Linked DNA regions of Homo sapiens: region 2 is linked to region 1. Evidence: chromatin loops called from intact Hi-C (ENCODE). Cell type or tissue: B cell. All regions are shown on one strand. Links, peaks and the distances in the headings refer to the core of each region. The heading gives the core; the rest is flanking DNA.

Region 1 (12,721 bases), core at 1-8,000:
TGCATCTCCCAGCCAGTGTGGCAGGGGCCATGCCTGCCAGTGACGTCTCGGGAATTGTGTCATGGATGGTGCCACTCACCCGAGTCAATGCTATTCTTGTTTCTGAGGTGAATTGATCTCTGTCTCCAGCAGCCTGACCCAAATTCTGATCCCTAGTGATCACCTCTTATCTAACAGGACAAACCCGGTCCACTTGTGTTCTCTAATGAACAGTAATGGAAATCTGAGGCAAGGTGACATTTCCCCTTATGGTCCATCCACACGTTGTTAACCCTGGCTTCTCTGGGCTGGGGTACTGTCCTAGAAAAGCTGCCAGCTCAGGCTCAAGCAGCTGTGGGCTCCCAGCTTCTCTCTGCCGACCCCCATCCCACTTTGCCTGCTGCCTGTTTCCTCCTTGACCTCCAGGTTCTGTGTGCCTGTTCTTCCCTACGTTCTGCCTGTCTCCTGGTTCCCTGAGCTTTTTAGTCCTGGACTGGCCCTTTGGCTTCTGTCTTTCAAGCCTGGTCCTTCAGGAAATGTCTGTCATTGGCTGGAATATCCCCCACATTTTGTGCATACAGTGAGAAACAGATGGACAAAGGCCCTGCTCTCATAGATGCTTTGTTATCTTTGGAAGGGAGAAATAATAAGCAAGAGAAAGTCAGATAGCAGTACATTCCAGGAAGAAAAATGGTGATAGGGTTTAAAATATCTGAGGGGCTACTTTGCACTAGAAGGTCACCTCTCTGGAGGTATCTTTTAACCAGAATGACACACGGAGCAGCCAGGTACAGTGGAAAGAGAGAGGTGGAGGCAGAGCATGCCAAGGAGAAGGCACGGCGTATGCTAGGTCCTAAGGCCTACTCCAGGGTAGAAGGGAGGCCACTGTAGCTAGAACGAAGCAAGCAAGCAGTGGCATGGAAGGTGTTGAGGCAGTGAGAAGCCGGCAGCTTATGCAGAGCCCTGTAGGCTATGACTTCTGGTATCAATATGGATGTTCTTATGCAGAAACCAGATGTTGACCTCACCCTATAGTTCACTGCTTTCTCTATGGGAGGAAGGAAGTTTTTTCCTTAAGGAGGCACACACGCCGGTTGGAGAACCAGCATAGGGCTTTTGGTTGCTGGTTGGGGGCAGTGGAGAGGTAACTGCTTTGGACTTCCGATTGGCCCTCATTGGCTTGGGATGCTATGTCTAAGATGTTAATACCATTTAGGGCTGCCGAAGATTGCTCTGAAAGGTTAGCAGCTGCCCTGTGTTGCAGATCCAGATAACGTTCTGAGATTCGAATGAGAGCTTTTGCAAGTGTTTCCTTCCACCTCTCTTGTGAAAAAGGAACAAAAACAGGTTGGATTTCATTAAAGATGCAAGCATGTAAAGGGTTTTTTAGTTTGTTTTGTTTTTCCACTTTTTTTTTGTGTCTCTCTTCCTACAAATAGGGAAATATGGTCAAGGAATAGGAATGGTTTCTTTTTTCTTTTTCTTTTTTTTTTTTTTTTGAGGGCTGGGACTGTTGTGGGATAATGTGGAAAACCACTGTTGCCAAAGTAGAAATCCCCTGCCCTTGAGGGAAATACACTGTTCTTGAAGTGAAAATGGTAGGGAAAAAAATAGCTGGGCTGTTCAGTGTGTCTGAGAAGGCTTTTAGTTACTGTATGGTGACGTGGCTGGTGTGATTAAAGAAAGGGCTTTCTGCTTTAAAAAGCTTGGAACCTAAAAATGGGCCTCTCTGTGGCTTGGGACTTTTCCAGCCATCCTGTGGTAGAGTCCAGCCTGCCCAGTATCCTCATCAAAGCCAGGCCAAGTTCACAAGCACGCCCAGGCCAGTCAAAAGGTCTGAGGAAGACCTCAGAAATGTTTTAGACAGGAGGAGTAAACTCAGAATAAGGGGCTCATTCTTCTACCCCTCAGTCATTAAGACCCTTTCTTTCATGCAGCACCACTACTTCAAGTCTGGATTGAGGAGGGATTGCACGCACATGTGTGAGGTTGGAGTCTCAATCTCAATGTGATTGTCATTGCCATGTTCAAACGATGAGGCTTAGAATGTCCCTTGTCTTACCTGATGGTCATAGCTCTCTATGACCCTCTGCTTCTTCCCAGCTGTGTCCTGGTGCTCTTTTGCTGTCAGAAGTGCTTGAGCAGACCTCTTGCTGCTGTGGACACCCTAAAAAGCTCCGCACCCCCTCAAGTCTACTAAGGCATGGTGGCTCTCTTCTAGGACAAGACTGTTGGGTGGTGGCTGAGCATTCGCCTGTCTTTGAGCGTCTGCATTTGCTCTCCCCCACCCCTTCCTCTCTTCCTTCTTTGTTTGTAAATAAAGTTGGTTAGAACACAGCCATGCGCATTCCATTCTGTTTCAGAGAAGTTAGCCTTCCCTCCTTCACAGGAGGGCCCAAACCCACTGTTACTCTCATTCTTTATAACACTCAAGCTACTTAGCATCAAGTATTTGTTGTATGAGCTGATCATGTGTCTCTCCCACTTACAATGTAAGTTCTGAAAGAGGAGGGACTTTGGTCTGTTTTGTTCCCCACTGTGCCCCAGAGCTTAGTACCTTTTGCCTGGCACATAGTAAGAGCCATGAATGAATAGCAGCAGCCCCTGGTGAAACTCTGTGATGCTCTGTGTGGTACAGTTACAGCTGGGACTCATTTGAAAATCACAGTAATGTTTTTAGTGAAGCAGGAAATGAGAAGAAATTCCCTATGGGCTCTGCATCTAAGAGGCTCCAAGTAGCTCTTATGCATGATCCTAACATGGGAACCATTGTTTATTCTGGAAGGTAGTTAGTGTTTCTGTTGGGCGGATGGAACACATTGTGTTCCTTACTGATGTGTGACCTTGAACAAGTCACCGATCATCTTAAAGCTTACTTCCTCTTTTGTAAAACAGACAATATAATATCATTTAACCTCATAGGCTTGTTGTAAGGATTACAAATGACAAAGTTTATTAAGGCACTTAGATTAATTTAGATTATTCTTGTTCTTTTTTTTTGGTGTTGTTTTTGTTTTATTTTGTTTTGTTTTGTTTTGGAGATAGAGTCTTGCTCTGTCACCAAGGCTGAAGTACAGTAGTGTGATCAGGCTCTAGCAACCTCCCCCTCCCAGACTCAAGCCTTATGCCCACCTCAGCCTCCAGAGTAGCTGGGACTATAGGCATGTGCCACCACACTAGGCTAATTTAAAACAAAAGTTTTTTTCTGAAGATGGAGTCTCACTGTATTGCCCAGGCTGGTCTCAAACTCCTGGCCTCAAGTGATCCTCCCATCTCAGCCTCCAGAGTAGCTGGGACTATAGGCATGTGCCACCACACTAGGCTAATTTAAAACAAAAGTTTTTTTTCTAAAGATGGAATCTCACTGTATTGCCCAGGCTGGTCTCAAACTCCTGGCCTCAAGCGATCCTCCCACCTCAGCCTTCCAAAGTGCTGGGATTACAGGTGTGAGCCACTGTGCCCAACCAGCGCTTAATTAAAATGCATTCATTCCTATTAGTAATCACTAACTCTGGCTTGAATGTACCTGCATCTGTTACCACCCAGGCATAACTGTTCATGTAGATCTGACGTTGTTCATTTGTTTGAACACAGGGCTTCAGCAACCTGTTTATGTAGCTATTCTTAGCATTTACAGGGGTAGAGCCTGACCAGACATGAGAGGAAATATGCTCTGTTTCAGAAGAGGTCAGGCTTGCCACCACCCTACTAAACTAGGAGATGTGGTTGTCATTGCCCTGTTCAAAAGATACAGTTTTCTTCTGTGGGCTGTAAGATAAGCTGGGTATGGCCAAGTTCACCTTTGGATCTAACCAGGGCATTGGTGGTGGTGGTGTTTCTGGCATGGTACAGCAAGCAGGAAGCAGTAGTGTGCGAGGCCACCCTTTCCAAGAAGGTGCGGGCCCTGGCATCAGGTGGGGGACAATGGATAACAATAGGCTTGACCTCTCAGCACTTCTCTGATTCCTTATCTTTTCTATAAAAAAGGCTAAAATTCTTGGTTCCTATTCCCTGCAGCTGGCTACATGTTAGGAAAATTCAAAGAATAGCTTAAGAACTCTATTCAGGTTCCATAAAGCACTTAATATCATCAACAGGCCTAGAAAGGATCTTTTACCAGATTTCGATGCATGGAAACTTCCTCAATAGTAATGACACCCTCTGCAACACCTTAGGAAAAACATTCGCTTCTGGGCACAAGTTCTGGTGAAAGCTTAAATCTGTAGTTCTAACCCAGAAGAGAAGGCTAGTCAGTGTTGCTGAGCATCTGAGCTGCTCTTTGACTTTGGTGATAATTGTTTTATGCCCTTTTCTGTCCAGAATCTGCTGACTGGGACAACTGCAGGGTGGAAGCCACCTTTTTGTCAGTTCAGGAGCAGGCAAATTATCTAACATGTGGCTTTAAAATTCAAATGAGATAAGGCAGTAAGGGTCACTAAGATGTTTCTGGTGGGTATTGCCTTACATGACTTTAGGGTACTGGTGGCACTATCTTTGATTCTTAAGAGTACAATTCATTGTACTATGTATATATATTTAAAATAACACTTAATGCCTTTGTGACTTTGAAAATAATGTGAATTTTTATGTAAAATTAAAGCATATGAGGAAGTATGGAGAAGAATAAAGAATAAATACACTCTTTACCTCTAAATGCAGATCTTACCAGATAAAATTGATTTCCCTTTAGTTCTTTAAAAAAAAAAAGTGATACGTACATGTGTGTATATGTGTATATATGTACATGAATATATGCTTTTTTAAAAATTAAGATACTGCATTTCCTTATGCCATTAGGTTTTTTTTTTTTTTTTTTTTTTGAGATGGAGTTTCACTCTTGTTGCCCAGGCTGAAGTGCAATGGCACGATCTCGGCTCGCCGCAATCTCCGCCTCCCAGGTTCAAGCGATTCTCCTGCCTCAGCCTCCTTAGTAGCTGGGATTACAGGCATGTGCCACCATGCCCAGTTAATTTTGTATTTTTAGTAGAGACGGGGTTTCTCCATGTTGGTCAGGCTGGTCTCAAACTCCCGACCTCAGGTGATCGGTCCCCCTCGGCCTCCCAAAGTGCTGGGATTACAGGCATGAGCCACCGCACCCGGCCAGCCATTAAGTATTTTTGATGACTGTATACTTTTCGTTTTTTATCCATCCACTTAACAAATATTTATTGAACTCCTGATATTAATAGCTAGTGGCTGTAAACAGAGATGACAAGCAGACTTGGTCTCTGCCCTCCCTAAGTTTACAGTCTAGTGATTTATTCTATCTTATGAATGGCTGACATAATGTAATTTAATCTTTTTATTTTGTGTTTGGGTAATTTCCAGTTCTTATCTGTAATAACGCTATTTTATAAATAACACTGCTTTGAATGTCCTTGTACATAATAAATGGACTGTATTTGGGTCATTACTGTAACTCTATTATCTTTCTGTGGAAAGATCACTCTAAAATTAATTTAAAAATATATAATTGATGAAACTTGACATTCCTGACAGTCAATGGAAATAAGAGGTTGAGGTTAATTCTTTTTTCAATAGCACCTTCCTTTCTCATTAACGCCCTGTCTTTGCCAGTTTCTCCAGAGCAGCAAGTGAAGCTGCTCTGTGGCTCTGTTGTTCATGCTCTGCCTCTCGGGCAGCCATGGTGAAAGGGATTTGATTCATGAGCAGGCACAGATGTAAATAATTTTTGGCATTTCAGATGTAAGACCTTGCTCATTGCGTAGTTGGTTCTGTGCCATAGTATCATGGCGGCCGTACCTTCACAGTAGATCTCAACCTTGGCTGTGCCCTAATCCTTGACGGACTCTGCAGATCCGGATTTAGTGTGTTGAAGATGCAACCTGGTAACTGACTGCACAAAGTGAGTCTGATGCACAGCAGGGCTAAGAACCACTGCTTTAGAAGCATGTTCCAGGAAAAATGGGGTGGTGGACAGCATAGCTCCCAAGCATGGCCATTTTTGATAATTCCTCAAATACGGATTGATTTTGATGATCTGGGAAATGAAGGTTTACCACCCAGTCTCACAGCATTAGCTGATAGATCTATAAACCTTATTCCACCAGCAGGGCCCTCCTTTTTACTGAGATCCCATCTCCTTGAATTCCAGAGATGGAGAAAAGTGTGACTTGCAGTTATAGCTCCTTGGCTGTCTGCTCAAGGATGTGTCTGTCAGGCCCTTCCAATCACTTCTTACCCATCAATACCATGGCTTCCTGGAAATGAAAACTTAACAGAAGCTGTCAAATAACCTGTTCCAATGCAGTTTAATCGACCTTACCATTTATCAAAGAATGCTGGCATGATAGAAACCAAAGCCTGCTTTCCCCAGAGAGACATTTTAAATGTTTTTCAACTACTTTGATCTCGTCTTCATCATGTACAGTAAGTTTTAGGAATGCAGAATTGCAGTAGTAATGTTGGGATTAAATTTTTATTGCAAAGGCTTTGAAGCACAAACAAAATTTTAAAAGCTCATTAGTAATTGAAAATGATAATCTTGTTGAGGACGCATTTTATGGCTATAATAACTATAAGACGCAATGAAATATTAAAATATACTAGAATTTGGAGTAATATTTTTCTATTTTTATTAAACTATAGAAATTATTTGTACAGTTGTATTGAACAAAAGGGTTACCATTAGGATTAAAACACAAATGGTCTGGGCGCGGTGGCTCATGCCTGTAATCCGAGCATTTTGGGAGGCTGAGGCTGGTGGATCACAAGGTCAGGAGTTTGAGACCAGCCTGACCAAGATGGTGAAACCCCATCTCTACTAAAAATACAAAAATTAGCTGGGTGTGGTGGCACCTGTAATCCCAGCTACTCAGGAGGCTGAGGCAGGAGAACTGCTTGAACCCAGGAGGCAGATGCAGTGAGCTGAAATCGTGCCACTGCACTCCAGCCTTGGCCACAGAGCAAGACTCCATCTCAAAAAAAAAAAAAAAAAGATTAAAACACAAAAATACTGTTATTTCTTTATTTTATTTTATTTTTGTTTATTTGAGATGGAGTATTGCTCTGGCTCTGTTACCCAGGCTGGAGTGCAGCGGTGCAATCTTGGCTCACTGCAACCTCCACCTCCCAGGTTCAAGCGATTCTCCTGCCTCAGCTTTCCGAGTAGTTGGGACTACAGGCACACGCCACCATGCCCAGCTATTTTTTGTATTTTTTGGAGAGACGGAGTTTCACCATGTTGGTCAGGCCGGTCTCTAACTCCTGACCTCAGGTGATCCGCCTGCCTCGGCCTCCCAAAGTGCTAGGATTACAGGCGTGAGCCGCCGCGCCAGCCTGTTATTTCTTTAAAGTTGTGATAAAACTGTTAACAGTTTTTGGAGGTTTAACAGTAAAATACAAAGGTGCAAAATAATTTCATTGCCCGGAAAGGTATAATTTATTGAGCCTTATTTGTGAGAGTACTATAGTTTGTTTCACTCATTCATTTGTTCACTTACGTAACACATGCTTAATGTGCCTAGCACTGTATAATGATACAGATATGGGCTTGGCGTCATCTCTGTCATTGTGTTTTTTATTAACAACATCCTTAATCTTGGGTTGGCTGCTTTGAAATGGTGACTCAGGTAGCTGCTTGAGTTGAAAATGAACTTTTTTCTTTCATATTGGGAGAGAAAACATGCCTACCTAGGTAAAGTGCTTAGAGAATTCAAGGTTTTTAGTAGGCTTATATTCCGTCTTCATTTTAAGGGAGAAGATAAAGAAAGAGTCTTAATTTTAAAAAAATCTTGGATCACTTGATGTATCTGGTAGTCTCCAGTGTCAGCTGGTGGATGTTTAGTGATACTGGGTCGGGTGGACAGAGTTACCACAGGACAGGGACATGAGTGAGTCTTAAGAGTGATTGGTATATGTTGTTACACAAACACATGGCAAAATCCCAGAGGTTATTCCCTAACAAGTAGATTCAGGGGGAGCAAGTCAGAGATGCTTGCTGGTGGACAGGTCCATTGTAGTTCTTAAGAGGTGGTGAAGCATGGTGGGTAAGAGCCATCAGCCCTGGAACCAGACTGGGTTTGAGTCCTGGATCTGTAATCACCTCTGCTAAGTTATTTAGCCTCTCTGTGCTGTGATTTATTCATTTGTTAAGAGGGGCATAGGGATGATCACATGCTCCTCAGACTGTCTTGGTAGGATTAAATGAATTAGTTCATGTAAAGTGCTCAGCACACTGCCTGGCATATAGAAAGTTCAATAAGTGGAGGAGGTTATATTGGGGTGGCCGTGGTGATGGTGATCCCTCCTCCTCATTATGAATCCCCTTTTACACTCCATGTCACACAGTCACAGAAGGTCAATCTTTGGCAGATGGGGTCAACAAGAGATAGTAGGTCAGTTGTATTTACTGGTCACTGTAATTTGAGAATTGAGGGAGAATATCTTCTTAATTGTAAGTATGACAACTTCATATCCTACCTAGAGTATACTCCACTAATAACTATCACCAATAACAATGGATTGAGGGACTGTGTCCAGTAGTCTGATGAGAGCCCATCAGCATTGGCTCATGTTCTGTTAGCTCCCCCATAGGGAGGAAGGCAGACTTCTCTCACTGCAACTTTCTGTTGTATTTGTAGCAGTCCCTCCAGTGAATGGAAGTCACACATGATGCAGGTTCATTCAGTAGGCATTTCCTATCCTGTAACCTCTCTATCACAGTTCTCTCTCCATGTCTCCACAGAGGGGCAGTGGGGAATACAGAGGGGTTGAGAGAATGCACCTAATTCAGCGGTTGTCAAATCAGGGCAGTTTTGTCCCTCCAAAGGATATTTAGCAGTGTCTGGAGACGTTTTTGATTGCCACACCTGGATAATTGCTGTTGTCATTCAGGGAGTAGAGACCAGGGATGCTGCTAAGCATCTTACAATGCAAGGACAGTCACCACGACAAAGAATTACCCGGCCCAAAGTGTCAGTAGTGCCGAGGTTGAGAAATCCTGAGTTAAGTCACACTAGAGGGCCAGGGCTTCTGTGCTTGGCCAACTACAATTACCGGTGATAGTTAAATGCTATTCTAGATTGTATTCGGATTCTAGCTGGCTGATGACACAGGCTCTAGGCAAAGAGGCTGAAATGGGGGAGATTGATCTTTTATATCTGAAGAGTATTTCTTTATACTGAACATTGCCACTTCTCACTGGCACGACTGCCCCCTTCTGTGTGACTGGCCTCTGGCACTCTTCAGAACTCTGGAGAGCCAGTTGATGCATTAGACTTAGTGACAGAACAGGTGACTGACTCCCGCTGTCTGTGCCAACTAATGATGTGCCTGTGACAAACTGAGTCATGCTGACCGTGGGACTGCAGACCGCAGAGGAGAGTGCTCTCATGACCCCTTGGATAAAGCAGTGAAGCTTTGCATCACCTGAGGAGAGAGTTCTTTGGGAAGGATGAGAACATTTTCCAGTGAAAGGTTTTATTTTACTTATATATTTAACAGGCAGTTATGCAGTGCTTATTATGTGCCAGCCAGTATTCAAAACACCTTATAAATATTAACTCTTTAACTCCTCTTGACAACCTCAAAGCTGAAGTGTTGTTCATGTCCCTCTTTTACAGGTAAGGAAACAGGAATGCCAGAGGTAGGACTCAAACCTAGGAACTCTGGCTCCAAAGTCAGGCCCTTAACCACTGTGTTATGGATGAAAGACTCTGAACTTCACCCTTGGTTTCTTTTTTCTACCCAGGTTCTTGACTTCTGATTGGTCCCATTGAGATGTCAGGGAATTAAGCAGTCCTGAGGCAAGCCCTCATTTTATCAGCTCATTATTTAATATCTGTGAACCTCAGTTTTCTTATCTGTAAAACGGAGTCACATCTACCTCATGGGGAGGATGTGAAGATAAAACAGTTGTCCATTTTGCATTGCTGTAAAAAATACCTGAGCCTGGGTAATTTATAAAGAAAAGAGGTTTATTTGGCTCAAGATTCTGCAGCTGTACAAGAAGCACAGCACCAGCATCTGCTTCTGGTTCATGAGGCATAATGGAACAGGCTGGTGCACCTTTGTTGAGATTCGCTGGCTGTGATCTGTGCTGTTTATGTGAGCATGTGTGTTTATTTCATGGCCAGATTACCGCATCTGCTCAGGGACAAGTTTGCTCTGTTTTTAGGAGAATGGAAGATGGCACCTTCCCGTTTGTCTTAACTCAGGGCTTTTCTCAGTCCTGCTACCCACACTGTGCACTTTTCCCCTGGCCCACTCCCAATTCAGAAATGGGTCTGGATTCTATTTCTGTGGATGGTTATGCAGTCACCCATCTGCTTTTCTGACACATACAAGTCAGTATATCTTTCTGTGATTATGAATTTTTAGAGGAGAGAGTCTAAGCTTATCTTTTCTTTTTTCTTTGAATATCTTGTCTACAAATAGTAAATGCATCCATAGGGGTGAAGAAGGAGTTCCTGTAATTTTTCCAGAGGGAAGTGCAGTACTCTTTAATGTGTAGTCAGATGTGTGAGAAAGGGAACCAACTCTTAAATGTAAGAACGATGAGAGTATATCCCCAGCATCTAGAATAATATCTGGCACATAGTAGTAGCTTAATAAATATTTGTGAGCAAATGAATGAGACTAATCTTTATTTTAAATATTTCCTAAATCTGATTATAGTCAACTCTGGGTTACCTAGCAGACCTGAAAATCTGGAGCTGTAGCTTTTATGAAGTGTTAGTGTATGTAACTAACAGAATTAAACACTTTTTAAAAAACTGGGACATGCTAGAGTATGCAACACGAAAAATAACAAACTTGATCCAGAGGCTACTTTGGGATCTTGCTGCACCCTTGGGGTGTCAAGCTTTGTGTGAGAAACTATGGTGCTGTAAGGAGGAGGAATTCAGTGTAGTGCTATAGCAGGATGCTAAATAACAAGGAGTTTTCTCTCTTGACCAAGTAGCTGGAAATAGTTATACCATGTTACTTATTGCCAGACTTGCATTCCACGACAGACTGATGTATTTAGTAGGATCTGGGCCAGTTGAAGACGGCCCTTGTCATCTTTCAGATGTGGTTTGACAGATCTTTTGTATCACTTCAGAAACATTTGAGAAGTTTTGTTCTCCACGATAAAGAGAGAGCAAGCCAGACAGATATGTAGAGGCCATAGAATTTTAAAATTGTCTGCACTTTCTTTTACAGATCTGAAGAAAACCCTTGCTGTGTTATTAGATAACATTTTGCAGCGCATTGGCAAGTTGGAGTCGAAGGTGGACAATCTTGTTGTCAATGGCACCGGAACAAACTCAACCAACTCCACTACAGCTGTTCCCAGCTTGGTTGCACTTGAGAAAATTAATGTGGCAGGTAAAAATAGCAATTCTCTGCCCTGATATGGAGTCACACCCTGCTTTGGACCAAGAAGAGAATAAAGGAGAGCAGTGGTTCTTACTGGAACCTGCATAATATAAATTCTATAAACTTGGCATGGCCATTGTAAAGATAAGTCTAAATTTATTTTTTAATAGCAGATGTTAAAATGCTTTTTATAGTTTTATCATGATGCATAATATTTGGTGGTTTGTGTGACACATTTGCTCTTAATGAGCTCCTGGAATTCACTTGTAAAGAGAAGATTCATGGCATAGATTAAATGAAATACAGAGGTTATTTGAGAAGCTTGTGCCTTTTAGAGTTCTTCCTCCTCCGTACTCCCATCAGACAATTTTGAAAGTCTGTTACGTATAATAGGTTCTCTCCTCCCTGTTGTTAAAAAAGAGCCACCATTGCCGAAAATGCCTCCTATGTATATATGGAGAAATAGAAATTCTGGAAATGGCTTTTAGGAGATAACCCCTGCCTAGTCGTAGGCAGATTCTGTAGCCACTCATGTACACCACCATGCGGTTCCCACTGGGAGGCATTTTGTTTGGCTCCTTCTGGAAACTGGAATATTGGATGAGACAAGGAAAATTGACTAAAAACAACACCCAGATTATACGCTGCATGTTGTTGCCTGCAGCTCACATTAGAACCCCCCCATCCCCGCAACTCCCCCACCATCACACTGCTCTGAGGTCAGCCCCTGGGTCTTTGTGCTTGAACCAGGACTGCTCTTGTTAGGGTGACCACGATTTTCTGGGGACCCAGGACAAAGTGAAGAGCCTGAGGATTAGGATTCAGTGCTTTGGGTGAATGGTTGTGAACAAGCTGTCTATACTTTTGGTGGGTGGTAGCCAAACTCTGGTTAATAGATAAAGTAAGTAACTAGGTTACTTTTGACATCAGTTCCTGCTTTAAAAAAAAATCTTGTTTCATATACTTTTAAGCTTATTTTCCTTTCCCTTTTGCTTGTAAAAATTCACACACTTAAGTGGGAGAGATTCTTTACCTTTCCCACCTCCCAGCGTCAAAACATTTAATTGTTTTACATTATGCAAGGTGGTTGTTATTACCTTTTTTAATGTTCTTTGCCCTTTAGCAAATTTTAAATTGCAAAATATATTTCTAATAATTCAAAGTATTCAACCAAACAAAGGTATTAAAAATAACTTTTAATTACAACACAGAGGCAGTGTCATCTAGGCCGTAAATCCTGTCTTCCTTGCAGTTTCCAACAGCTTCTGTAATTAGACAAGAGAACCTCCCACTGTGTTTAGCTGCTTTTTAATAACTGGAACCATGCCTCTTCAGTCTCCACTTGCCACCCCTGTACCCTGTAGAAAATGCTACTGGAAAGGCCCTATGTGGTTTCATCACTGTTCTGTGTCATATTTCT
Region 2 (12,905 bases), core at 2,900-10,899, 74 kb after region 1:
GGGGAATTAAATTGTGTAGTGTGTGTGTGTGTGTGTGTGTGTGTGTGTTACGAAGCCCAACATATTCTAAGCCTTCATACATGATGGTATGCTTATGTAACTCCTTTAAAAATTATTCTCTTAATGTTCATTGTGAAATGTATAATATGTAGATTAGCAAAAAGAAAATGAAAAGCACCCAGAACACCATCATCCAGAGATGATCTCAGACTTCTCGTATGCATTTCTCTCATTTAGTTTTGATTATACTTAAATCATCTGAAAAATACAGCATGAAATCCTGTGTGTTGGTGACCCATTAGAACAGAATACTTCACATTAATCATGAAAGAAAAAGCCATAACACAGACTAATCATTATTCTTTCAAAAGAATAGAACATTACTACTAAGAGTTTTGCCATATTATATCTAACAACATGCATATATACATTGGATTTATTAGTTTTCACAGTAGCTTTATTACTTTTTCTTTCCATCTTTAAACTCCAACTTGAGCTGTCTTATGTATCTGCCAGCAACTTTTTTCCCCTTAATATAATGAATTGTCCATCCTACAGACCTTAGAAATAAGTCTGACCAGATTAGACTTCTAGGGACTCAGAGAATGCTTTGATTCACAATGTTCATGTTTAAGCTGCAAAACCCTTTTTGTTCAAAGAAGTTTAAATCACTATGAGGAGGAATGTCAAAAAAACAAATTGTTGTATTTTATATCTCCTTGTTCAAGAAAAGGGATTTTATAGGGTCCTTTCCATGGAATGTGCATTGATGTTCTAAAGTTTTAGCCTGGCTGGTCTTTGTTTGTTTTTGTTTTCTCTTCATTTTGTGGCCTGAGGCTAGTGAGCTAAAAAGATTAGTTCATGTCAGAGTTTGCTTTCCAATTGAAGGTTACTGGAGGAATGCTTCTCCTCAATCGATTGTTGTGTGCGTGTTGCCGTGAGCTCAGACAGTTTTAATTTCTTAGACTTATGGTGGTAAATTGTAGGCTACTTTTAAGACTGTCCAGTCCCTTCCCTGGCAGAGGGCTTGAGGGAGGTCTTTCCCAGGCCATAAAAGCTGGGTAGAGATGGCGTTGACGGCAGGGGGTTGGTGGGGGGAGGCAGGGTACCCAGTGTGTCTCCATACTGAGGGGAAATATAAAATCATGTCCCAGGGAGAGAGTACCAGGAGCCACAGTTGAGAAAGTGTGAAGGAAGGTGGTCATAGACAGCTGTAGGACGCTAGGGCTCTGAGAGCCAAGAGTAGAAGAGCTATTGAGAATGACTTGAAATAGAACCATTTTCAGGTCAAGAAGGTGGTGGGTAGGATTCCAACTTACAAGGGACGTGAAGGACCTCTTCAAGGAGAACTACAAACCACTGCTCAATGAAATAAGAGAGGATACAAACAAATGGAAGAACATTCCATGCTCATGGGTAGGAAGAATCAATATCATGAAAAGGAAGAATCAATATCATGAAAATGGCCGTACTGCCCAAGGTAATTTATAGATTCAATGCCATCCCCATCAAGCTACCAATGACTTTCTTCACAGAATTGGAAAAAATTACTTTAAAGTTCATATGGAACCAAAAAAGAGCCTGCATCACCAAGTCAATCCTAAGCCAAAAGAACAAAGCTGGAGGCATCACGCTACCTGACTTCAAACTATACTACAAGGCTACAGTAACCAAAACAGCATGGTACTGGTACCAAAACAGAGATCTAGATCAATGGAACAGAACAGAGCCCTCAGAAATAATGCCACATATCTACAACTATCTGATCTTTGACAAACCTGAGAAAAACAAGCAATGGGGAAAGGATTCCCTATTTAATAAATGGTGCTGGGAAAACTGGCTAGCCATATGTAGAAAGCTGAAACTGGATCCCTTCCTTACACCTTATACAAAAATTAATTCAAGATGGATTAAAGACTTAAATGTTAGACCTAAAACCATAAAATCCCTAGAAGAAAACCTAGGCATTACCATTCAAGACATAGGCATGGGTAAGGACTTCATGTCTAAAATACCAAAAGCAATGGCAACAAAAGCCAAAATTGACAAAGGGGATCTAATTAAACTAAAGAACTTCTGCACAGCAAAAGAAACTACCATCAGAGTGAACAGGCAACCTACGAAATGGGAGAAAATTTTCACAACCTACTCATCTGACAAAGGGCTAATATCCAGAATCTACAATGAACTCAAACAAATTTACAAGAAAAAAACAACCCCATCAAAAAGTGGGCGAAGGACATGAACAGGCACTTCTCAAAAGAAGACATTTATGCAGCCAAAAAACACATGAAAAAATGCTCACCATCACTGGCCATCAGAGAAATGCAAATCAAAACCACAATGAGATACCATCTCCTACCAGTTAGAATGGCAATCATTAAAAAGTCAGGAAACAACAGGTGCTGTAGAGGATGTGGAGAAATAGGAACACTTTTACACTGTTGGTGGGACTGGAAACTAGTTCAACCATTGTGGAAGTCAGTGTGGCGATTCCTCAGGGATCTAGAACTAGAAATACCATTTGACCCAGCCATCCCATTACTGGGTATATAACCAAAGGACTATAAATCATGCTGCTATAAAGACACATGACATGTATGTTTATAGCGGCACTATTCACAATAGCAAAGACTTGGAACCAACCCAAATGTCCAACAATGATAGACTGGACTAAGAAAATGTGGCACATATACACCGTGGAATACTATGCAGCCATAAAAAATGATGAGTTCATGTCCTTTGTAGGGACATGGATGAAATTGGAAATCATCATTCTCAGTAAACTATTGCAAGGACACAAAACCAAACACCGCATGTTCTCACTCATAGGTGGGAATTGAACAATGAGAACACATGGACACAGGAAGGGGAACATCACACTCTGGGGACTGTTGTGGGGTGGGGGGAGGGGGGAGGGATAGCATTAGGAGATATATCTAATGCTAAATGATGAGTTAATGGGTGCAGCACACCAGCATGGCACATGTATACATATGTACCTAACCTGCACATTGTGCACATGTACCCTAAAACTTAAAGTATAATAATAATAAAAATAAAAAAAAAGAAGGTGGTGGGGCTCACCTTGGGGTCCAGCTTTATTGGTAGCATCCTCTACTGGTGGGTTAAGCTTGTTAAAGGACCCTGGACAGATCAAAAGAAAACAAAGTTAGGGATTAGGAAGTTGTTACTAGCCTTCAGCAAGATTTTCCTTGAATGTTATTAATGGTGTTCTTATTTAGGAAAATGTTGCTCATTTGAGAGCTGTTTGTTTCAGTACTTGGAGTTATTGCCAATGCTGGCTTTCTTCCAATCCTGGTAATCCTCCGAGGTTTCCCAGAGAAAGAAATGCTTTGTTTTGTTTTTCCCTTCTCCCCATGGGATAATTGGTTTATGTATAATTTAATTATTTTGTTAACCAGTTATCCTATCACAGCATACAAAAACAACCTTAAAAACCCACCTTCCCGCTCTGTGCTAAGATGTTCATAATTGATTTTCCCACCATTACGAGTGCATGTATAACAGCAAAATTTCTTGCTAAAAGCTAAATTGGATTGACTCTATATTTTATATTTTCAGGAGTGCCCTTGGAGCCTTAGGGAGTAATACCCAGTGATTTAGAATAAGAAGAACTAAGATAAATGATCAGTTTCAAAGAGGCATTACAGTCTTCAGGCTTCTGTAGGGAAGTCATCTTTTTAAAAATCACCTGGGACTGTATTTTCATCACAGTGAATCTTGAAAGATTCTTCTTGCAGTGGCAGAGTGAGGAGAGAACTTTATGAGTATCTGGTCTCGCTCATGTCTCTCCTCTTAGTTGATTTTCTTTAGTCTTGTTTCATCTTTCCCCATCATGCTATTCCTGGGAAAACTTCATCCTGGTGGGTGGCTGGTAAATTTGGTTATTTACTTGGTGTAAGGTGTATTTCAAATCTCTACTTTCCTTGCTCATCCTTTTTTTTTTTTTTTTTTTTTTTGCAGGGTTGGGGGTGGGATGGGGTGAGGTTAAAGATCTCACAATCAAGTCTACAATCCATTTGAAGTCTTCATGTTATAAATATGCTTTATTGAGTCCATTAGCACAAATCTAATTGGAGCTAAATAATTCAATCTGGCCTAAGAATACAAGGTACAGATGTGCATAATGCTACTGAGACCAGCTTAGGCTTCATCCACTTGCAGGCTTTTTCTCTGCTGTTTTTCCTCATTTTTCTCATTTGTGGAGCTGCAGATATTGCCTTTCATGGTCATGTTGTTGTCAGATCCCAGTAATTAGACTGTAGGCCTCCAAGGCAAGTTGGTCTTTTCTTTTTTATGAGTAAAAACCATTTTAGCTTTCCTTGTGGGGAATCCTTTTGAGTCTCTGAATCATTCACAAATATGGTAAGGTCTAATTTTATCCCGTAAGAAGATAAGAGAATATTTCACTTTTCCTATTCAGAGATTCCGCCCTCTCCCCAAGCTTTGCTTCTCTCTGCTTATTGCTTTGGGATCATCTGCAGTGGCAGATGGCTTTATGCAAATCAGGCCAATTACTTTGGTTATAGTAAAGATCACCTTGCATTATGAGTAACTTCCAGATTAAGTAAAACTGACATGTTTCTTTGAAAACTTACCCAGACTGAGAGGGCACACTGTCTTGTGCTGACCCATGAGGCTATAGCTCCACACGTCTCTGCTATCTTAGTGACCCCTTTAAGGACATTCCCTCACTCTATTGCTCATTAAATTTTATAGATCTACCTGGCCATAGAAAAATTATTTTCAATGCCTGTTAGCCATATTTCATAATCTCATTCTTTATTAGTAAACGGGTGATAATGCTGTCTTCAAATTTTATGGCTAGTTTTGACAGAGAACAGACACCAATATAACTTTAATGCATTTCTCATTTTTTTGCTAGAAATTAAGTTGCCTAATAGTCTTTGATAACCTTTGCTGAAATAATTTCTATAGAATCAAGTTCTTTTTTCCTTTCTCTTTCCTCCTCCCCTCAATTTCTAAACCTTATTCATTGACAGAACAATCCATCTTCCAGATTGGCTCTCACAAGATCATCAAGGTTTTTTTTTTTTCTCCTCCTTTCATTTCTTTCTCAGATAGGTTTTACCACCTTATTTCTTGAGATAGTGTGAAGCAAATAGCTAGAAAATGAGGGAAACCTTGACCAATTAGCCCTAAGCTATCAGTGGCATTCCTAACTCAGATAAAGGATTGAGTTCTGTGGCTCCAATGCCATTCCCTTTCCTTTCCAGATATGCCACAGCAGATAAGGATCTTTCCTGTCCATTTGCTAAAGGGTCACAGAGACACCTTACATTCTCATTCCCCAGTGGCAATGTTTCAGTCTTTTAACTTTCTGCCATTAGACTGCCTTTCCTTCTGGTACAGAGATGTGAGGCTTAAATGACTAAGGAATTAATTGCTGTAAAGTACTTCGAAGGACAGATGTAAAGTATAATCTCTTCCTTCTGACCTTTGCTGCTGATTGTTTCATCTGAGAGGGCACTTGTATCTGGAATACTAGCTAAAAGCATGGGAATTTGGCTAATAATAAAAATAGCACATATTAATATAGTGCTAGTTGTGTGCCAGGAGCTGTTCTCGGTGCTTTTTATGTATATTAATTCATTATAGATGAAGCTGCATATTTAGTGTCACTGATGCTTTTTAGGTTGAAAATTGGTGTCCTCATTTACCTTGGAGAGCAAAAAATCCCTACGAAGAAGCTGATCATAATTCATTGGTAAGTGATTTTGGAAAACTCTTTCTAGACTTGTGCATTTAGGTCAGATGCCAAGTGATACATGTGGAATCTTCTAGAAATGCCAACTATAACCTGAAATAGTGTTACACTGAAAAACTTCTGTATTCGTCTCTGTGGAAGTCTAAGTGACTAAATCAGTCAACCATTAGCATAGGTTTGTTTACTGAGCAATTCTCTGAGGGTTCCTGAATGATAGGCTACTGATATGAGTAAGACCTGGTACGAGCTGTGGAGGCCCTTAGTGATCTAATAAGGCTGATGGCAAATAATGACCATCTCTGTCACAAATGCTGTAATATAGGCCTGTGGGAATTAATGAGGAAGAGGTCATTTTAGTCTGCAAGGTTCAGGGTAGATTGAATAGTGAAGATGACATTGGGGCCGAATTTAAATGATGAGTGAGTTTATATAAGGTCAAGGAGAAAAGGGTATCTCTCGTGTGGGAAAATGAGAGCATAGCAGTTTCAGGGAGGAGAGCATGCACGCATGGTTCAGTTGGCCAAGGCCATAGGTGACTGGATGAGCTAGGCTGAAGGTGAAATTGGGAAGGTAGGAAGGGGACTGTGAAAGTACTTGTTGCCACATTAAAAGCTTAAGTCTTTACTCTTTAGACCATAGATCACTAAACTTCTACAAAATACCCAGATAGTAAATAGTTTCATCTTTGCAGGCCATATTGGTCTCATTGCAGCTCCTCAGTTCTGCCATTGTAGCGCAGAGAGCAGCTGTATATGATATGTAAATGAAGGGGCATGGCTGAGTTCCAGTAAAATTTTATGCACAAAAACAAGCTGTGAGGATTTAGCCCAAGGGCTGTAGTTTGCTGTTCCATGCTGTAAACCACAGGAGTCGTAGGATATTGTTTAGTCAAGAAGGGAAATGAAACTGGATGTGGCGGCTCATGCCTGTAATTTCAGCACTTTAGGAGGCTGAGGCAGGAGGATTGCTTGAGGCCAGCCATTTGAGACCAGCCTGGGCAATACAGCAGGACCCCATCACTACAAAAAATTTAAAAACTAGCTGAGCGTGGTGGCGAGTGCCTATAGTTTCAGCTACTTGGAAGGCTGAGGTGACAAGAGGATCGCTTGAGCGCAAGTTCAAGGCTCCAGTGAGCTGTGATTATGCCACTGCATTCCAGTCTGGGTGGGAGTGTGAGACCCTATCTCAAAGGGGGATAAAGAAGGAAAAGAGATGAGTGTTCAGAATGAGCTATGGTGATTACTGAAAAGGTGGACTCAGCATGTTTGAGATGTTCTATGAAATAAATACTGGTTATTATGTTTCTCTATTATTCCAATCACTCGTTGTATCCAGCTATATTATCCAGAGCATTAGGAAAAATATTCTTCCTGGCTTTTAATTTATTCTGTTTGGAATTTTAAATTGTTCTCACTCATGGCAGAAAAGTAGTATTCTTGGCTCTTTAAATTCCTTAGAAAACAATGAATTTTTGTTTGGACTGGGACAAAACCAGAAGATGAGCATTTATTTCCCTATTTAACTCTGTGGACAGAAAGAGGCTTTCTGGCAACTTCCACGTTGTCAAACAGCCTGCTAAGAATTGACTTCAGTTTTCTTAGAAGTCTGCTGTCCTGTGGTAGATCCAAGTGGAACAGTAAATTTGAGTGCTGAGAATTTCAAGGTACATCAACCATACTCATTATAAAAACTGCATTTTAACATAGCTCAGGGCTTTGTAATGCCTGTGCTGCTTTTCTCAATTTCTAATTTTTTAATGATGTCCCTTTGGGCAGATCAGCAGTCAGCAGCCTTGGCTTCAGTTTGCAATCCTGGGACCTTAAAGTCAAAGCTGCAGCAGACAAGACTTACTTTTGAAGCTCTCAATTTAATTGACTAACCCTTTTAAGTTTTCAGATGTCACATCATGAAAACTATTATGCTTTCTGACTTTTTATCTTCTATTCATTTTATTAAATTTCTGTTGCTAGGCGGAAATTCGTACAGATTTTAATATTCTCTACAGTATGATGAAAAAGCATGAAGAATTCCGGTGGATGAGACTACGGATCCGGCGAATGGCTGACGCATGGATCCAAGCAATCAAGTCCCTGGCAGAAAAGCAGAACCTTGAAAAGAGAAAGCGGAAGAAAGTGAGTTTCTTATTAATTCAGTGCAGTTAGATGCCAGCTTTCTTTTAAAATTTGATTTTGCTTGGAAACAAGACTAAGAGAAATGTCATATCTCAAATGATATTCTCTCAGGGTGAATCTGCTCAGTCTCTTGTACAGCTGTTTTTGGGTTGTCCTTTCCCCACTTACAATGCTCCCACTTAGCAGGGTCTGGCACAAGTTTCTTGGGTGAAGCCAAGCAGAATATCTGCCTGTAAGACTTTTCCTTTGAACCTGTCTTTGTCAGGGTATCAGGAAACTTTCCCCCATTTCCTTACCTGAATCCAACCTTCGAGAGCTTCCTATTATATCATCATGAAAATTTTGTATTTTTGTTGTTTTTCATCCCTGGCTTTTGGATAGCCAGTGAGTTTCATTGTTACTCTGTCTGGTTGGTGCTTCTGCTTATGCCCGTAGGGGAGAGAGAGAGAGAAATTTGATTAAATTTGAGCCAGTTTCTTTCTAGTTTATGAGGACAGGCTTGGAAAACCTCTCGAATACCCCTGGGCTTAGAAGACTTTATGCCCTGTTAGCTATAGATTTGATGGTCTGGCTTTAGATTAACTGTTCTGTTCTGATTTCAGAACTGAGCAAAGTGAGTAATTTGCTCCCACATCTAAAAAACTTAAAAATGAGTTTGGTATTCCTAATCCAACTAATTTGATATGTTTGAAAAAGAAAATAAAGATACATTTACAGGATCCCAAGTCACAGTTTGATAGGTCAGTTTTGCCTAGATCTCTTGAATTTGTGAGACAACAGGACCACACATTCTGTCACCAAATGGTTGTGTATGGAAGAGCATGTGTTCAGATGTGCAGGTGGGCTGTAAAAAGAAATAAAGAATTTTTCTGTATATTCCTGTGGAGTAACCTCGAGGATATATTGTTAGGTGAAGAAAAGTAGAGAATAGTTTACATTATTTTTGAGAGAGAGAGGGAATTTATATCTATGTATACATAAAGATATATACAGATACATATATTTGCTTCTTGCTGTTAGTTTGAAAACGTATTTTTCTTATTTTGATAAACTAAAATTAAAAATAAAGGAGATGGTGATGATGGTTGCACAATAATGTGAATGTGCTTCATGCTACTGAACTGTATACATTAAAATAGTAAATTTTATGTTAGGTGAATTTTACTGCAATAAGGAAAAAAATGGTCCAATTATTAAGGGGAGTTGGGATTAGCATGGAGGCAACAGAAACTACCATAGAAACTAGACTTCTGAATATATCTGACTTTGTAGATTTGATGCTGGAATCATTTTATGTAAGTGTTAAACAAAATGTTATTACCAAAAACTAAAAATTAAAAGGAATATAAAACAAATGAACTGACTATATATCCATCCAGTTTTGATGGAAGCGCACAGAAAAAGACTGTTCTTAGTGACTTCAGAACACAGTAAACTGTACACTTCTGATGGGATATCACAAAGGATAAAAACTGTAAAAACATCTTAAAACCATTTTTATTAATCATGTAATATGTGGTAGCATTGATATTCTCATTCTGAATCCATTGTGAACATTGGAGTAAAGCAGATGAGTAATTATGTTAGTGTCTTTGAGAAGTGGGATTTGCAGTGTGGAAGAGAAGAATTAATGGATGGTAGGATTGGTGATGTTATGTAAAAACACTATGACCTTGAGTTTGAATTGGAAGCACCAGTCTAAACTCATGATTTGTTTTATCTTTGAGGAAGAACAAATTTCCTAGCTAGGGCCACTATCAGGCCTATAAATAGTAATAAAATTGAGTCCCTTAAGCCCCACACTTTAGTCTCTAAATGCTGTTTCTACTAAGTGGTATAAGAGGTTCTTGGAAAAATGGCTTATTAAGGTCCAAGACAGAAGTTGTACCTGTTGAGCCTACAACAGTCTTGTCAGGCACATCTGTCTACCCATGTGCAGAGAAGCTGTCAAAGAAGACTAGGATCGTGTCAAAAGAACTTAGGAGCCAGCTTGGATAGCCTACCACAGGCCTAGATGGGACAATTGGATAGTCAGTGAGAGGAATATCCACAATATTTTGAAGCATATCAAATATGCTTTGATGTCATAATGATTTTTTAAATTAAAAATCCTCATAGATCATCATTAGAGTAGGCTAAAGAACAAGTTTATTATTCTGAAAAACTGGCAAATGAAGAGAAAGAATCAAGTATTTACCAGGCTCCTTCTTTACAAACCTTAGAGTTACCTCAGGGTGACCAAATGGTTGATGAGGGGTAGTTTCTCTTTATAGAGAGGTATTATTCCAGCTAATAAACAAAGAAGGAATGGTAAAATATCATCATTTTGCAGTCCGTAATGGATTAATGGATCTAGCTAGTGACCATCCAGGACTGCTAACATCCCAAGACAGAGACACCTGTACATTGTTTTCTATGAGGCCAAGAGACATATGAGGCAATTATTACGTATGCTCTCTGACTCTTGAATCACACAGGTGCATTTAGAAAAAATAAAGGGCAGTTGAAGAAGTATGAATATTAACTGGATATCAGATGATGTTAAGGAATTACTAGGTTTTTTAGGGATAATAGTGATGTTCAAGTTATATTTTTCAAGTGAAGGTTTGTTCCTTTTAGGGATACATACCGAAATATTTACAGATGAAAGGATATGTCTAGAATTTGTTTTGAGATAATCTAGAGGGGTTGGGAGAAAATGGGGGTATAGATTAAATATGCATTAATAATTGTTGAAGCTACACAGTAATTACTTTGGCATTGACTATATTGTCATGTTTGCCTTTCCATGTGTTTGAAATTTTCCATGGTAAGAGGTTAGAAGTATTTTAGCTGTAGATAAAAGACCAATAGTGTTAGAAAATACTGTCCTGTCTTACCTTCCTTTAATCCCGATTTTACAAATACACTGTGCTTTTAAAAGGTGGAATTATCTGTCCATACCTTGTACTCATAGCCATACCAAGGGCTGCAGTGATTTTGTTTCTCTAAAACCACAATGAAAAATGATTTCCTTCCTTTGTACCTTCTAGAAAAACAGCATTCCCCACCCTTTGATTTTGTTAGGATGTAAACATGACTTTGGGATTGGTCAATCATTTCTTGGCGCATTACTGTGCCTTTTGTATGTGGTTCAGTGTGAATCAGTATATGCCTCTTTGTTTTCCAGGTCCTCGTTCACCTGGGACTCCTGACCAAGGAATCTGGATTTAAGATTGCAGAGACAGCTTTCAGTGGTGGCCCTCTTGGTGAATTAGTTCAATGGAGTGATTTAATTACATCTCTGTACTTACTGGGCCATGACATTAGGATTTCAGCTTCACTGGCTGAGCTCAAGGAGTAAGGAGATTACTTTTCAATTTTAAAATCAGAATACAAAAAAGAAATTGTAAACTCTTAAAGTATTACCTCTATTAGTGTATAATTTTTTGTCGAGGAAAATGAAAGTGATAATTCACTAAACAGGAGATAAGAAGATTATTTTCAGGAGCTAAATACATACACTGTGAAAAGGATAATATGTTTTCATTGTCGCTGAAGGCTCCAGAGGCTTCATAAATGAATGCCAGAAAATTCAAACTAAGGAGCTTATTCTTTGCTATTACAGGTGCTTCCAACATCTGGAGCACAAAACATTATTGACTTTCCTAATTCCCTGTCTCTTGCTGAAATTCATACCACTGCCTACTCAACATCAATCTTGCTAAATCTTGAAACAGGGCAGGTTCCTGTTTGTAATTCAATTTGGATAGAATAAATTTCCTGAAAGCCCTGAGCTGATCCTTTTTCAATTAGCCAACTTTCAGCTGAGTCTGTTAACTCTACTTGGGTTTTTCATTTCACTGAAATTTGCTTCTAGCTCCAGCCCTCCTGTAATCCCTTCTATATTGGCATAGCTGGCTGAGCAGGGACGCTTCCATCCCCTGCAGTCACTTAGGATTACTGCCCATGGAGACTTCCCACCCAACAGTCAAGTTGCCATGTTGCTATATGTCGTATATTTCCAGAAGGAATACCTTGAATGAACATTCTAGAGCTCATTGAGATGAGAGACATGTTAAAACAATATATGGTGGCTCCCAGCACTTCGGGAGGCCAAGGTAGGTAGATCACTTGAGGCCAGGGGTTCAAGAACAACCTGGCCAACATGGTGAGACCCTGTCTGTACTAAAAATACAAGAATTAACCGGGTGTGGTGGCCCATGCCTGTAGTCCCATCTACTCGAGAGGCAGAGGCTGCAGTGAGCCGAGATCATGCCACTGCACTCCAGCCTGAGTGACAGAGCAAGTCTCTGTCTTAAAAAAAAAAAAAAAAAATTGGATACACAACCTACAAAGTGGCTGCATTTATACAGTTAGCAGTCACTCATCTGGTGTCTTCTGTAGGCTAGTTTTGGTGTCGGGCATACAGAGATGGCCAGCTTGTGGTCAAAGATCTTGCTGCCAATCTTTTGATAATTACAACTAATATATTAAAAATAATTACACAAATTCCAATTCTATTGGTGCTAATTGAGGTGTACGTGGATGCTAGAATGTAAGCACTGGGATTGCAGAAAACTGAGTATCGTTTGTCACTGTGTAGTGGGCACCTAGATAGTGCCTAGCAAGTAATGAGTACTCACATAACTATTTATAGAATGAATGAGTGAAGGAATAAATAGGTGAATGAATGAGTGGGTAGGTAAATAAATGGAGTGCTGTGGTAGAACCAGGGACAAGTACTGCCTGGGGAGGTCAGGAAAGACATGTTAGGGATTTATCAGTCAGAGACTGAATTTGATGGTCAAGGGAAAATTTGTTCAGTATGTCCTCACTTAACATCGTTGATAGGTTCTTGGAAACTAGGACTATAAATGAAATTATGTAAAATGAAACCAATTTTTTTCATCAACATTATAACCAGTGATTTGAAGGAAATGACTTTATTGGAGGGCCTGCTATCTGTTGTTTTGTTTAAAGTCCCAGTTTTCAGGAACCTATTGATGATGTTAAGTGAGGACTTAATTCTAGTAGTCTTT

Evidence for each region. Peaks named below come from ENCODE experiments on the same cell type or tissue, not always from the same donor. Only the 100,000 strongest peaks of a DNase experiment are listed, where the experiment ranks them.
Region 2: it touches region 1 in a loop (2.4-fold over the local background); 3 of 110 quality-filtered maps call a loop at or near these places.

What each region holds. Positions count from the first base shown.
Region 1 is chr2:134,259,241-134,271,961 of GRCh38, forward strand. MGAT5 (alpha-1,6-mannosylglycoprotein 6-beta-N-acetylglucosaminyltransferase) reads left to right here. Exons shown (of 16, transcript NM_002410.5): 2 at 11,146-11,310. Among named protein-coding and RNA genes, the nearest start is that of MGAT5, 12 kb to the left of the region's middle. RefSeq lists an enhancer at 2,471-2,520. In B cell, for the core only: no CTCF peak of the experiment used is centred there; DNase peaks (open chromatin) are centred at 2,771 and 3,611; H3K4me3 peaks cover 4,076 bases; H3K27ac peaks cover 7,486 bases.
Region 2 is chr2:134,330,537-134,343,441 of GRCh38, forward strand. MGAT5 (alpha-1,6-mannosylglycoprotein 6-beta-N-acetylglucosaminyltransferase) reads left to right here. Exons shown (of 16, transcript NM_002410.5): 5 at 5,681-5,752; 6 at 7,723-7,884; 7 at 11,054-11,223. Among named protein-coding and RNA genes, the nearest start is that of MGAT5, 83 kb to the left of the region's middle. In B cell, for the core only: no CTCF peak of the experiment used is centred there; no DNase peak of the experiment used is centred there; H3K27ac peaks cover 5,173 bases.